Linked DNA regions of Homo sapiens: region 2 is linked to region 1. A link is a loop called in an ENCODE intact Hi-C map of the cell type or tissue named here. Cell type or tissue: mucosa of descending colon. All regions are shown on one strand. Region 1 overlaps MAST2 (microtubule associated serine/threonine kinase 2). Region 2 overlaps MAST2 (microtubule associated serine/threonine kinase 2).

Region 1 (8,000 bases):
TTTCCTTATAGCTTTACCAACTAAATATGCAACTCTAAACACTCTAGTTTTTCTCTCATACAATTTTAAAAGTGAGATATAACTTTCATGTAACATTTACCCTTAAGTGTGCAGTTTAGAGGTTTTTAGTATATTCACAAAGCTATGCAATCATAACCATTATATAATTCCAGAACATTTTTATCGCCCAAAAATGAATCTATACCTGTTAGCAGTCACTCTTCATTTCCCTCTACTCGAGTGTTAGCAGTCACTCTTCATTTCCATCTACACGAGCCCCTGGCTACTACTAATCTACTTTCTGCCTCTATGAAATTGTGTATCCTGGACATTTCATAGAAATGAGATTATATAATATGTGTCCGTTTGTGTTCTAGTTTGCTTGTTTCTGTACTTTACGTAAGAAAACACCAAGCTGTTTTGCAAAATAGTTGTATTAATTTATACACTCACCAGCAGCACTTATGGATTCCTACTGTTTCACATACTCATCTATACTTGGTTTTGTCACTCTTTAAGCCATTATTGGTCATATAATATCTTTTTGTGATTTTATTTTGCATTTTCTTTCTTTCTTTTTTGAGACAGAGTCTCGCTCTGTTGCCCAGGCTGGAGTGCAGTGCCGTGATCTTTGCTCACTGCAACCTCTGCCTCCCAGGTTGAAGTAATTCTTTTGCCTCGGCCTCCTGAGTAGCTGGGATTACAGGTGTGCGCCACCATGCCCAGCTAATTTTTTTGTATTTTTAGTACGGACAAGGTTTTGCCCTGTTGGCCAGGCTGGTCTTGAACTTCTGGCCTCAAGTGATCTGCCCACCTCGGTCTCCCAAAAGGTTGGCATTACAGGCGTGAGCCACCGCACCCAGCTTCTTTTGCATTTTCATAATTACTAATGAGAGTAAATTATCTTTTCATGCATTTATTGACCACTTGGATCTCTTTTGTGTGAACTGTCCAAGTCCCTTGGCCATTTTTCAATCATACTATCTTTTTATTTTATTGATGTACAGGTTTTTTTGTGTGGTTTTTGTTTTTGTTTTTTAAATATAAGAGATAGGGTTTCACTATGTTGCCCAGGCTGGTCTCGAACTCCTCGGCTCAAGTGATCCGCCCACCTAAGGCTCCCGCAGTGCTAGGATTATAGGAGCCACCTGTGCTGGCCCCAGGAGTTCTTTATATATTCTGAACCCAAGTCCTTTGTTACTTTTATGTGTCACATTATCTTCTCGCACCTTGTGGCTTCTCGTTTCACTCTTTTCATAGTATCTTTTGATAACCAGAACTTTTTTTTTTTTTTTTGAGACAAGAGTCTTGCTCTGTCACTCAGGCTAGAGTGTAGTGGCGCGATCTTGACTCACTGCAACCTCCGCCTCCTGGGTTCAAGCGATTCTCCTGCCTCAGCCTCCCGAGTAGCTGGGATTACAGACACATGCCACCATGCTTGGCTAATTTTTTTGTACTTTTAGTAGAGACGGGGTTTCACCGTCTTAGCCAGGATGGTCTCGATCTCTTGACCTTGTGATCCGCCCGCCTCGGCCTCCCAAAGTGCTGGGATTACAGGCGTGAGCCACTGCACCCGGCCTTTTTGTTTGTTTGTTTGTTTGTTTGTTTGAGATAGAGTTTCCCTCTTGTCGCCCAAGCTGGAATGCAATGGCGCCACCTCGGCTCATTGCAACCTCCACCTCCCGGGTTCAACCCATTCTCCTGCCTCAGCCTCCTGAGTAGCTGGGATTATAGGCGCCCGCCAGCACGCCTGGCTAATTTTTGTATTTTTAGTAGAGACCGGGTTTCACCATGTCAGCCAGGCTGGTCTCGAACTCCTGACCTCAGGTGATCCACCCGCCTTGGCCTCCCAAAGTGCTGGGAATACAGGCATGAGCCACGTGCCCGGTGAAATTCTTCATTTTAAATGTAGTCAAATTTAGGAATCTTATCCTTTATATCCTGTTTTTAAAAAATTTCCCTATTTTAAGGCCATGCAGATTTTCTTCTGTACACCTTCTAAAAGTTTTACTGTATTACCTTTCACATTTAAAATTATAATTCACCTGGAATTGATTTTCTTGTGAAGAGCCACGTTTTCCAATTTCTCTATACAAACATCCAATGGATTTTGCCTACAGCTCTATAGTGCCACTTTTGTCATAAATCAAGTGTCTGAATACGTGTAAATTTGATCCTGGGTTCGTCTTCCTCCCCCTAACTCTTCTCTTCCTATTAGTATTCCTTATCTAAGTTAAGGGTATCAACACATGGCATTAATCACTCAGGGAATCTGAAGACAATCAATCCACATGCCACTGATTTAATCTCTTACATTTTTCTCATAGTCATATATTTTCTTTATTTCAAACATTCCCCTAACATCTTGATAATGGCAATGGCCTCTTAACTGGTCTTCCAACTGCCAGCACTGCCCTCTGTTAATAACTTTTATTTTAACATTTTTATCGTACAATTCACAAATTCTTATGGCCAAAAACCGTAGCAAATTGAATAAAAAGTTAAAGCTGCTTTTTTACTTTTTTCCACAGGTAATCACCACTAGAACAATGTGATTTTAATGTTTCCAGAGTTTTCCTTGCATTCTTCTCACATGTTGTGGCCCCTGAGTAGCTGGGATTACAGGCATGTGCCACTATGCCTGGATAATTTTTGTATTTTTAATAGAGATGGGGTTTTATCATGTCGACCAGGCTGGTCTCCACCTCCTAACCTCAAGTGATCTGCCCACCTCAGCCTCCCAAAGTGTTGGGATTACAAGTGTGACTCACTGTGCCCGGACCACTTTGCCTCTTCAAGCCTTAAAGAGTATTTAGTTTTCCCCGGGTGTGGTGGCTCACACCTGTAATCCCAGCAATTTGGGAGGCTGAGGTGGGCGGATCACCTGAGGTCAGGAGTTCAAAAGCAGCCTGGCCAACATGGTGATACCCCGTCTCTACTAAAAATAAAAAAAAATTTGCTGGGTGTGGTGGTGCACACCTGCAGTCCCAGCTACTTGGGAGGCTAAGGCACAAGAATCACTTGAACCCAGGAGGTGGAGGTTGCGGTGAGCCGAAATTGCACCACTGCACTCCAGCCTGGGCAACAGAGAGAGATTCTGTTTCAAAAAAAAAAAAAAAGTATTCAGTTTTTAGATTAAAAAACCACCTTTGGCAAATCTTGCCTCCACAAGAAAATGAACATATATACAAAATTGGGAATATAATTTTAGGGGATTTATGGCACTTGTAAAACCACTCAGGGTCCATGGATCTTAGGTAAAAAAGAGTCCATGCCATGGACTCCTCATACCTCATCCCTTTAGCACTGCATATAGCCCTCCGTGACTTTCTGCCTACCCATCCATATTTGATTAGCAGTTTATAATCTAGTAACAAACGATCTGTACTTTTTTATGGTCTGTGTTTTTTTTTTTTTTTTGAGACAGAGTCTTGCTCTGTTTCACAGGCTGGAGAGCAGTGCAGTGGCGTGACCGCGGCTTACTGCAGCCGTGACTTCCTGTACTCAAGCGATCCTCCCTCCCACCTCAGCCTACTGAGCAGCTGGGACTACAAGTGTGTATTACCACACCTGGCTTTTTTTTTTTTTTTTTTTTTTTTTTGGAGAGACAGGGACTCACTATATTGCCTAGGCTAGTCTCAAACTCCTGACCTCAAGTGATCCTCCCACCTTGGCCTCCCAAAGTGTTGGAATTACAGGAGTGAGCCATCGTATCCAGGCAACTATAATGCTGTGGACTGTTAATTTCCTAATCATATAATTCTATTTCATACGGATCTTAGAATGAGCTTTCTACCTCATTCAATGAGCTACCTCCAAAAAGAACACCTTGCTTAATGACTAGCTTGGGTTACAAATCTTTACTTTTGTACTCCCAAGCACCCTGGACACACATTTAGTACAGCCCTTAACATACCCTGAACAGGTTGCAACTTGACTGTCCCCTGTGGATGCAGCTTCCTTGGCAGCTCTCTCAAATGATGGCTGTTGGATTTCACATGCCCTTTGTACCACTAGACCTAGAGGTGGGGTAGACATCCTGCTGGCTCATTTCATCTTCAGGCATTCTCCCTCTGTTCTCCATAAAAACACCCAGGTTTGAAATGATGTCATCAGACTACAACAACCATTACTCCTCCTTGCTAAAAGTCACATACAAACCTTTGGGAAATCCCCTTCACTCTTTAAGGATTTTATTCCTGTATCACTCACATTCTTTTTATCATGCCTTCTGTCAGGAGTAATTTCAGTATCTTCACACAATCTTTCCAAAATCCTAGCCTGAGAAGTTTCAGAAAGTCATATAGAAAAGCTGACTAGTCTCACTTTATGTGTATGATCACTAACTTTGGCTCTTCATACTACTGGAAATCAGACCATACTTCTTAGTGTACTCTTTCTCCCATCCTTTTAAAAGACTGTATCATACTTTATCCTCTCTCTTCAGGCTCAGCTAATCACCTCACTTTCCATTTTAGTGAGAAAAAAATATTTTTTTGAGACAGGGTCTTGCTCTTTCTCAAAATCACAATCACAGTTCCGTGCAATCACAGCTCACTGCAGCCTCGAACTCCTCAGACTCAGATGATCCTCCCACCTCAGCCTCCCAAGTAGCTGGAACTACAGGTATGCAACACCATGCCCAGCTAATTTTTGTATCATTTGTAGAGATGGGGTTTCACCATGTTGCCTAGGCTGGTCTCAAACTACTGGGCTGACATGATCTCCCGCCTTGGCCTCCTGAAGTGTGGGGATTACAGGCGTGAGCCACAGCACCTGGCCTCAACTAATCAGAGAAGAACTTCAATAAGCTATCTTTACCACATCTACCCAGCCATAATCTGCACTGTATTCCCCACATCCTCCCCTATTCCTAGAGAAGGACTGTTTGTGCTCCTAGCTAGGCTAACCTACTGCTTATTTACTAGATCCCATCCCCTCTCAACTATAGAAGGACACTGTGCCAGCCATTCTCCTTTCTCTTGCATTATCAGATCTTCTCTTGCTGTTGAATCACTTCCATCAGTGTATGTACATAGACACTGTTACTTTTTTCAAATAAGAAAACTCTCTTGATCTCTCTACCCATCTTTGCATTTCATTTCTGCTCTAACAGCAAAACTCCTTGACAAATTATTTAGTTATTATCTCCATTTTCTTTTTCCCTTTCTTTCTTGACTCACCAATTAGGTTTTGCCCCCACCATTCCATCAAAACAGCTAATCAATGTCAACACTGACATTACATTGCTACATCCCACTGGCAATACTCAGACTTCATGTCACTTGATCTGTCTATATCATTTGGCTCAGGTGATCACATGCTATTTCTGAAATACTCTTTTTATGTGGTTTCCAGGACACTATATATTCTAAGTTTTCCTCTTTCCTTTTGGGTCTCTCCTCATTCTTTTGGTCTCTGAAAACTGGAATGTCCCAGGGTTCAGTCCTTGTACCTTTAGTCCTTTCTGTCTATGTTCACTCCCTAGGTGATGACATCTAGACACACAGATTTAAGATCTTTTTATATGGTGAAAGTCCAACATTTGTATCTCTAGCCCTATTTTTTCCTTGAAATCAAGACAAACATACTGAATTATTCACACAGATGTCTGGAAGACATCTCAATATAGTTATCGAAGGTTCCCAAGGATTAAAGGTCCCAGGATCAAATGACTGTTTTTCAAAGGTGGGGTTTCTAGATGACACAAGCTATAGAAAGATTAGAGGTGGTGCTCAGAGAGCAGGAAGAAGGAAACTGAAATTATGGAGACAAGGTCTAAAGTACAGATCTAGGGCATAAGTGATTGAGGTAGGGTAGTGGAGAGGTTCACTGGAAGACAGGAGTTCAAAGAACAGAAAGTCTTAAGAACTGGAGTTATCAACTACGGGTGTATCGAAACCACCAAGAATAACACATTACAGCTCACAAACAGACTGAAAAAAAGAATAATACAGGAGTAGAACTGAAGAGAGTAATTGGAGTCAAGAGCTAAAATTTTTACAATTGCAATGTATGAAGAGTTTTACAGCTGCAATGATAGGTACTAAATGATACAAATTAATGATATGTAAGATTCTAAGTTTGGGGAGATTAGGGAGAAGACAGTGAAAATAATGAAAAAACAGAGGACATCTACCCTTACTACTAGACCCAATGCTTTGAGATTATGAGAAAAGGGTTAACACTTGAGTAGTCTGCAGATAATCAGTGTTCTAAGCTCTCCCTCTTCCCCTATGATTCCACTAGAACAGGAAGAAGAAAGAATGTTTAGAGAACAGATTACGAGACAGATCTTGCTGATAAAGAACTGGAATTCCAAAAGGTACACTGGAAGGGTTTCCAGAGTCAGGGAGGGATAAGACAGAGCAGGGAATGTTCAGAGGTTTAGATGAATTAAGCATGTAGATGATGGGGTGCGGGTAACCTGAGGGTTCCTGTGGCAATGGGCATAAACAGGAGTAAGGGATAATGAAATTAGCCCAAATAGATTCAATGCAGATAGAGGTGAGGAGTCTATACGTGTCAGGGAGTAAAGAGGGATGGATTACTGGCTGTAAGGGATGTAGCCGTCACATGACCTGCCACCCCTCTCCAAGACTACCCAATTAGTGGCCTGGGTCTAAAACTTTCCCTCATAAGGAAGCTGTGTGGCAAGCTGTCACTTGGCCACAGATTCTTCTTCCTTATTAGCAGAAACTTTTCCCCTCTTCTGGGTATGGAGTAAACTTCTTTGTATTGCTTAAGTGTGTGTGGCATGTGGCACACGGCCAGCCCCACCAGTGTATCTGCCCACCACAGGATGGAATGGGATCTTTGCCACTGGTGCACATCACAGACTCTGATCTTGTTGTATCTGTCCTTTCTGTGAGTGAAATGCTGTTCCAACCAGTGTGCTGAATGTTGAGTCCTCCTTGACAGCTTCAAACCCAAAGAAGATGCAGTGGGCCGAGGTCTGTGGACTCCTACTGACGGCTGGCATTATTACGATCTTAGTCATCTTCCATGCAGCAGGAGTCCTCACCTGGAATTGGCAGCTGGATCTTCCTGCTTGACACTAGGGCTTGAGCTTGACCTTGAATGATAGGGACTGAATGCTTTTATGGAAGGCACACTCTTAGTTCCAGAATACTCATGTAAAATCAATTAGATGATATGTAACAAACAACATTAAAATATGCATGCCTCCTGACCTATTGATCCTACTCCTAAAAATTTATACAGTTTATTCCAAGACTTATCAATTCCATGCCTCCATATATATGCCAGAAAAAGTCTGTGTACATATATACAAAAAGAATATGAAGAAGGATGTTTCTGTAGCATTGATGACTATAATAGTGGAAAAGTATAAACAATCTAAATGTCTATGCTGGTTATCAATTTAATGCCACTAAGCTTCAAATTAATCCTTCAATACCTGCTCTGAGATAAAGAAGAGAATTCCTTTAAGCATCATCTATCCTCTACAGTGAGCATGATGTTAAACTTTCTCAGTAGAGGGTATTGGAGGCACACTGCAGAAAGAACAGGCTCTTGGTGCTAATTCTAGCAACTGCATTATCAGTCAGTGGTGTGGGAACGTGGATATGTGGGTTGCTCTGCCCCAATCACACAGACACCTTTCCACAGCCTTACCTACAAAGATACTGTGTGCTCCAGGCCTGTCCCCACTGACTCTCTCTGTTTGCTTGCTCAACACCCCGACCCCCAGGATTTGTCTTTCACGTCCTTCCTGAGGACACAAAGTGCTCACAGCAGCACCTCTACTTTCTCTCTCTAGGCCTGACCACTGGCTGAGACTCACCTGTGCTCCAGAGGGCTATTCCCTGATTGCTGAGTAACTGTGGACCAGCTTTGGTCTGGGCAAACCAGAAAACATCTCTGCCATCCAGTGGGCTGCAACTACATCCAGTGGGCTGCAACTACAACAAGTCCTGAATCCAGCCTAGAGAATCCTCCTTCCAAGTTAGTTCTTCCTTGAGAACTCTCCTTCAGCT
Region 2 (8,000 bases), 61 kb after region 1:
CTCCCTGAGGACAGGGATTTTATTGCTTTATGTTCACTGCTTTGTTTCCCATGCCCAAAACAGTGTCCTAGCAGATAGTACGTAATCAAATAATGTTGAATATAAGAAAAGGAAGACAGAAAGAAATGGGAGAAGGGCTATTTTCCTCAACCTGAACAAACCATTTAACTTGTTTTGGACTCAAATTTTCCCATCGTGTAAAATGTGAGGTTTGAACTTTTTTACCTCCTAAGAGTTCTAGCACTCTGCCATGCTATGGGGTGGTCACAGGTCATAGTTCACAAGGCTGTCCAATGGTCAGGATGGGCACACAACTTATAATAGCCTCAAAAATCCAAGTACTGATAACCTACCCTCCTTTCTCCTGACATTTTGAATACAACAGAAATCTGTGATATTTATTTTACTCTTCTCTGTGACAGAACCAAGACTCTTACTCCATTTCTCCCCATTATTAAGGAGTAAGGTATGCGTTTTACCATTTGGCCAGAAGCAATTGTCAAGGCCCAGATTCACAGCAAGTTTCCTTACCTCCACGGCAGTGGGCGGCTGGAACAAGGAGTGCCAGGACTGCTGTGGGCTCGTGGGTTCAGGAAAATGGCAAGAGGAGAAGTAGCCAAAGCACAATCAGCACTAAATGGGACTTTAGTGAGGAAGAGGGCTGGAGCAGATGTGGGTGAAAACATGTGCTGGTTTACTTCAGCTCCTCGGCAAAGGGTAGAGATTCTGACAAGGTACCACAATAGGAAAAAAACAAGGTCAGTGATAACTTTTCAACCAAAAAGAAACATATTCAAAGTGGCTTGGTTTAGGCAAAAAGCTCAAGAAAAGTAAGTGGTCAAAAATCATTCTCCAATATCATACTTCAGTACCAATGTTGGTACAGGATGACAACAGAGACAAAAACTTAATCCATAAAATTAAAATACAACATTTAAGATTTGGCTATTCAACATATTTGTTATTTATTTTTATTTTTATTTTTTGAGACAGAGTTTTGCTCTTGTTGCCCAGGCTAGAGTGCAATGGCACGATCTTGGCTCACTGCAACCTCTGCCTCCTGGGTTCAAGCGATTCTCCTGCCTCAGCCTCCCAAGTAGCTGGGATTACAGGCATGCACCACCACACCCAGCTAATTTTGTATTTTTAGTACAAACAGGGTTTCATCATGTTGGTCAGTCTGGTCTCGAACTCCTGACCTCGAGTGATCCACCCGCCTCGGCCTCCTAAAAGTGCTGGGATTACAGATGTAAGCCACCGTGCCCAGCCTGAAGTATTTAGAATTGGTTTCTGGGCAAACCAAACACTGCAAATTTACTACATCAATTAGCAGGCAACAGTTAATATTTAATATTCAATGACTAAAACTTCCTAAAGAAATGTATATGTCCCTAAGAGTAAAACATTCTGAATAGTTTATAAATTATTGATTATATCAACAATAATACCAATTTGTTTAGCTAACATTTCTCTAATGAATGTATCATATAATGTCAGTTAACTATGTATTTTGCTTCTACTTAAATTTTAGATTCCCAGGTTATTTTTTCCCATAAAAACAATCTAGCCATTTTGATATGTTAAGTCCTATCGAAGATTATTAAATAAATAAGATCATTAGATTGAAAACAGGTAATAAATAGATTTCTAATTTGCTACCATTAGTAGAAACGACACATGATAAAAATAATATTCATAATATTTAATTTGCTACCTTATTGGCATGGCTTTCTATACACACACCATTATTTAATTTCCAAGGTAAAAAAATTACTTAAGTATCACATAAGTACCTGATCTAATTCAAAATGATAACATTGTTAGTTTCTCGTATTGTTATTTCTGACTGTTTATAATATGGATACAGTGACATTCTACTTGTGCTTGCTTACATATATTCAAAGGAAATCTTCACTTTCCTAGTCATTATCACTCTAGTGGTCTTCAGTTTACTTCTCAGGTGGGTACACAATATGGGGTAGTAACAGGATAGAAAATAGGAGGGCACACAACTATTTAAAATTACAGTTATGCCCACATTTCCACAAACTCAACATTTTTTTAAAGTTAAAAGAAGTAAAAATGTTAATTTTAAGTTAATTTCTCATTTTCAAAAAGAATTTTCACTCTTCCAAAGAACTATTTCAAAGTTAAGCTCCTTCATATATATGTTAGAACTAATTAGAACATTAGACAGCACTTACTTGTTAACCTGAATAATATGCTTGTACAAAATTTTGAAGCCTTAAGTCTTATCACATAAAATGAGGTTTAGACATTTTGTTCAATATATAATTGAAATTATAAAAATCTATGAAAGCCAAACTTCATTTTCTTTCCTTTTTTTTTTTTTTTGAGACAGAGTCTCACTCTGTCACCCAGGCTGGAGTACAGTGGCGCCATCTCGGCTCACTGCAAGTTCCGCCTCCCAGGTTCACGCCATTCTCCTGCCTCAGCCTCCCGAGTAGCTGGGATTACAGGCGCCCGCCACCACGTCCGGCTAATTTTTTGTATTTTCAGTAGAGACAGAGTTTCACCGTGTTAGCCAGGATGGTCTCGATCTCCTGACCTCGTGATCCGCCCGCCTCGGCCTCCCAAAGTGCTGGGATTACTGGCGTAAGCCACCGCGCCTGGCCGGCAAATTTCATTTTCTTTTTGCCCCTAATTACTACTCTGCAAACTGGTTATACAATGGGTCTAGAGTCTAAAAAGGATTGTTTGAAACAGGAAAAGGTGATATACAAACTACTTATTAGCTCCTCAGGGGGTATTTTTCTAACTCAAAGTCAGTAAAACAGAGAAAATGATTACCAACAGCAGTGTACCCACATTTGAAGAGCATGATTTGCCAGGTATGGTAATCTCAGCACTCTAAGAGGCTGAGGCAAGAGGATCACTTGAGCTCAGGAGTTCCAGACCAGCCTGAGCAACATAGAGAGACCTTATTTCTACAAAAAAATTAAAAAATTAGCCAGGCTTGGTGGTGCATGCCTGTGGTCCCAGCTGCTGAGGTGGAAGGATCCCTTGGGCCCAGGAGGTCAAGGTTTAGTGAGCTGTGATAGCACCACTGCCCTCCCGCCTGGGCCATAAAGTAAGACACTCTCAAAAACAAAAACAGAACCATGATTTTTGACCATTTAAGTTTTCTTAAGCTACAAACTCCATTTAAAAATTTTTAATTTTGTTAACAAGTGACCTTTACTTTAAATAACACATTAGTTGATGAAGTCTGTTTTTAAATGGTCTTTTACTTCTGTGTCAGTATGGTAATAAAAGGTTTTTTTTAAAGTGTGTCAATACTACAACTATATACTTCAAACAAATCCTGTTTCTTAAGGTCTAATAGAATCATTAATTCAATCAATAAGCATCCACAGACACTGAAGGGCAACATCACAAAGGAAGCCCACTGAAGAAGCCTGTCTGTCTCAGGGCAAGCAGTTTGACTCAGGAAGAAAATCTGAAGTACACTCCCTTAGCCCTGTGGGTTAAACAAAGGCAGTTCAAGACAGATAATTGAGGTGAAATGAATTCTAGGTCTCTTCTTTCACTGGTTCTCTAATTTACTGATGAATTCACTTGGCACTTCTTCATTAAATAAGCCTGAGCTGCTCTTGGAAAAGTCACCCTGAAGAGGAAGCCTTCTTCCACTCCCAGCTTTGATATTCTCACCTAATAAAGTTTATTTCTATATTGGCCAATATAGAAATAAAATAGAGGTCACACCCTAAAGGACCCATGCTTGAATCTGCAAGGGCAGATCTGAGGTCCTGAGCTGACAGGCCATGGGCAGAAATACAATACCCTCTCTAGTCAAAGGAGGAGGTACTTTTTGTTTCCATTGGTTTCTCACATTCACGGGGTTTGTATTTGCAGCCTTGACACTAACTTTAAATAAACATTTGCTTTCAAGGGAAGAAAATAATTGTCTTCATTTTTTTACCCAGTTCTCCAAGTATTCAGGAACCCCTAAAATGACATCTAATTCAGTTTCTGGAATTGGAAACCTCATATGCCCCTGCCAAGGACCACTGTTTTGACCTTGAATTAATCAAGCCAGCTCAGCCCTCTTCCTGACAGGCATCTCCAAAACAGTCTTCATCCAAATGAACGAAGCTGTGTTAGTTGGCATTAGTTTTTTTTCCTGACATCTGCCAGTTTCCATAGAGACCCCAACCTCCTTACTGAATCCGCAGACATGGTGCTCCCAGTCTCTCTTGCCTCCGTTTCATCATTCTCCTGGCTACTCAAGTTTTGCCCTCACACTGGAGTCTTGGTAGGAAGTTCTCTCACACAAGGGGTATGCAGTTCTGTCAGCCAAAGGAAATTATAAAAGCTTCCCAAACTTACGGCAAAAATTAAAGTACTTTTCTTCAAAAACATGATCTTCAGAACACCCCTCCCATCCCCCCACAAAAGACCTAAGAGCCCACGAGGCAGCAGTGGGACAGTGACAAGTTCCAGATCCCAAATGAATCAGCTGTCCTCTGATCTGCCTGACATCATTCACACTCAGCCAGCAACAAATCAGAGCTACAGAAAGCACCTTGTTCCTGCGTCAGTGACAAGCACCAAACTCCCTCCCCCACAAATCAGTTGCAACCTCCAACCCTGAGGCCTGGCGGCAGTAAAAACTCTGGCAGAAATTATACATAGCAACTTGAAAACTCACACTGTGTCAGAAATACTATTAACCCAGAAGGCATGGGCCAGGCTAAACAGCTGTTGCAGTGGGCAAGGGACTGGAAGAAACTGGTAAAATAATGAGCGAAGACTATGTGGGCGTTTCTGCAGCATTATTCATTCTCAAACCCAAGCCTGAAGGAAGACTACAGGGCTTTAATGTTAGGGCTCAAAGCACAGTCATTATTCAAATGCCGAATCTGACCAACTTAACTAAACTGTACTCCTTCAGACAAAGTTCAGTGCCATTTTTTGTTCAATTTCTATTACTCTCTAATCATTCTTGTGGTAAGAAAAGCCATAAGGAAAGTTAAGAAAATAAGCCCAGAAACTAGCTTAATTTCATCCATTAATGTTTAAGGTAAGTTGCAGAAGACCTCTATTGAAGGGTAAGCTAAGCATACTTCTGTATGCTTTGGTTTCCCCACCTGTAAAATGAAGATCATTAAGGTACCTAATATATAGGTTGTGGTGAGGACTAATACATGTAAACAGCAAAGTGCCTAGCACAGAGAAAGCACTATAAAAGTGTTAGCTATTACTGTAAGTCTTGCCCTCTTGGAGCAATCTCCCAGTCTAAAGGAAGAGATTAGTCCCAACAAATAGGAAGACATCTGAGAAAAAGAACCTAGACTCAAGAAAACCAAGTGATCAAGTAAACTGTGGAGCTAAACCCTGGCAGCTAAGAGAGCCAAAGAGAAGCAAGTCTTGTCCCCTGCTTCAGCGGCTCTGCCAACTCTGAGGGGCTTCTCTCATTCACCTAGATGACAAAGCGTATCAAACTGTTTTTTCTAGGGTAATGTTCAAAGGACTAACTCATAGGCAAACCAGTGCTTTTTCAAATGTGGGTCACACCTCTTTAGTAAGACATTATATCAATTTAGGAAGTCAGGATCAACATTTTCTAAAAAGGGAAACTACCTGCACACAAAAAGTACATATACAAATGAAATAGAATAGAAAAGAAAATATTAGTCCTTCGCACACAGCAAGGGTAAGCACTGTTTTGTGAAATGTGTGTTTATGACATCCATTACTGAAATACATACAAATATACAAATGCGAACGTGTGTGATGGGTCATAATGTAAACTTTATTTGTTATTGAAGTCAAAGTCTAAAAAGTTTGAAAGCCACTGTTCTAATTACCCAAGCAAACTCACCCACCTAGTAGCCACAAGCCCTCACTTTTCCTCTCCATGTATTAGTCCAATTATTCAGCCCTCTCAGCACCCTCTTTTTTTCAGAATCCCCAGTTCAGTAGCAGGTCCTAAAGATAACTAGAACACCTTAGAAATCTAACAGTTCTCAACAAGTACTGGCTCCTACTTTGGAAAGCCTTGTGATGATATCAGGGTCAGTTGCCAAAAGCCCCAACCTTGGGTCTATCCTCCCATCCCCAGCTAAGGCTTGCAGTTATGGCTGAATCCTAAGTTTCTACTCAATATTCTCCAATTCTCTAATACCCGAGACCAGGCTACATAATAATAATAATAATAATAATAATAATAATAATAATAATAATAATATAACAATAATAATAATGACATAACAGCAACCAACATTTATTAAGTGCTTAACTATTAGGTTCTATTCTAAGCATTTTACACATTAATATTCATGTAGTACTCATCATAGCCATATGATATATGTACTATTATTCCATTATTATTATTTTTAAAATTATTATTATTTTTTAAAGACACAGAGAAGTTAAGATCATGCCAATGGTAAGTAGAAAAGTAGCATTTCCTCAATATGTTGGCACCTGGTTACCTATATATGAATTATACTAGCCAGAAGTGTCTTCAGCCAAGTTGGTAAACTGGAGCAGTCTAACTCAAGTTTCCAATGCTATAAATCACTGCGCTTTACCTTTCAGTAGAAATTTCTGACAACAGCAGCAAATGGATTCTTTCTAGCCTGCTCTGCATATATTGAAGAGCAGTACTATTGCAGAGCAGTACTCCTTGGGTGGAGGAGAGAGAACACGGAGCTCCTTAAATAATGCCAAAGTGAGAAAATATTTGTTTGATTTTTAGAGAATGAAAGCCATATTTTACATCCTTTATCTGACCAAAGAAGATATTACTTTTACCTCCAGGTAACACATCCCCACACAGAGTACTTTCTTTAGTGGCATTAGAATCCATTTGTGCCAATATTCCTGTGACTTTGCCAGGACTAGGAAGGCCTAACATTTCCCTGGGACTGGTGACAGGGCTCAATAATTTGCAGTATGGTGAAAGAAACACCTGCCTTCTCTTATTCATTCACACATTTATTTATTGACTGTAGAGCCAGAAGAAAGGCCTCTGCTATGGGCTTCTCACTTTAGAGATCCTGCAAAATAACACACACACACAAAACAAATTAATTAAAGAAATGGGGTTTCCTCTGTCACAAGATTCTGCACTGGCAAAGCAGAACCCTAAAAATCCATTCTTGCAAATTGTACAGTTCAGACCACAGGAAAACCTTTGTCCACATATTTCTTCCCATGTCCTTTAAAAGAGAGGCAACTATATCAGAACGCCATTTATGGGCTGTGAAACTGCAAACTTCAGAGAACTCTGCCTGAGATTATGAAATATTTGAGGAGCACAGGGTGTCAGAATAAAAGACAAGACAAATTAACTGTTATATCCTTCCTGTCAAATAACATCAATATCATAGATACCTTTCCTAAGAAAGTATTGTCTCCTAACAGAGTCAAACATCCATTTATTTGATTTCTTCCTGTTCCAATTCACAGTTCTGAAGGTACTCATAATTTAGCTCACTATTCCTAACAGTAGCACACAGCAATTGAGGAACATTTTGCAGAATTAAGGAATTCACATTACTAGTAAATGTATTTATATGCAGGTCTAGAAATGGCACATGTAAGGCAAGGAACCAATTTATTACACTGATAAATGGTTGAACAGTTAATGCTAGAATTACAATTTATTTTTATAAAAATATGTACTTACAAAAATTTTTAATTCAGCTTATTTAAATTAATTTTGAATATTTAAAAGAAAAATAACTTTTAAAAGAATAAAAAACTTCCATTTTTTACGCTTTATATTTTTGATGAGAATATATTCAAACTTTGTACTCTGTGGATATAACTACGTCTTATTTTTAAATCCTACAGATCACTGAAAATGAGTACGTTGTGATCCCAACATAGACAGAAAAATAAGACAGTGGAGCTTAGAAGAGGAAAAAGAGAAAATCTACAAATAAGCTAGTCTGCTTAAATTTGGGGAAAAAAAAAAAAAACAACTGCACACAAAAAGTACTTACACAATTACTATCACTGAAGATTGG

The links. Hi-C counts contacts between places; a loop is a spot of excess contacts. Peaks named below come from ENCODE experiments on the same cell type or tissue, not always from the same donor. Only the 100,000 strongest peaks of a DNase experiment are listed, where the experiment ranks them.
Region 2: it touches region 1 in a loop (5-fold over the local background); 3 of 110 quality-filtered maps call a loop at or near these places.

The regions. Positions count from the first base shown.
Region 1 is chr1:45,971,097-45,979,096 of GRCh38, reverse strand. The region is part of intron 5 of MAST2 (microtubule associated serine/threonine kinase 2); the gene reads right to left. Among named protein-coding and RNA genes, the nearest start is that of PIK3R3, 160 kb to the left of the region's middle. RefSeq lists a silencer at 3,417-3,536. In mucosa of descending colon, no CTCF peak of the experiment used is centred here; a DNase peak (open chromatin) is centred at 3,496.
Region 2 is chr1:45,910,065-45,918,064 of GRCh38, reverse strand. The region is part of intron 4 of MAST2 (microtubule associated serine/threonine kinase 2); the gene reads right to left. Among named protein-coding and RNA genes, the nearest start is that of MAST2, 110 kb to the right of the region's middle. In mucosa of descending colon, no CTCF peak of the experiment used is centred here; a DNase peak (open chromatin) is centred at 4,583.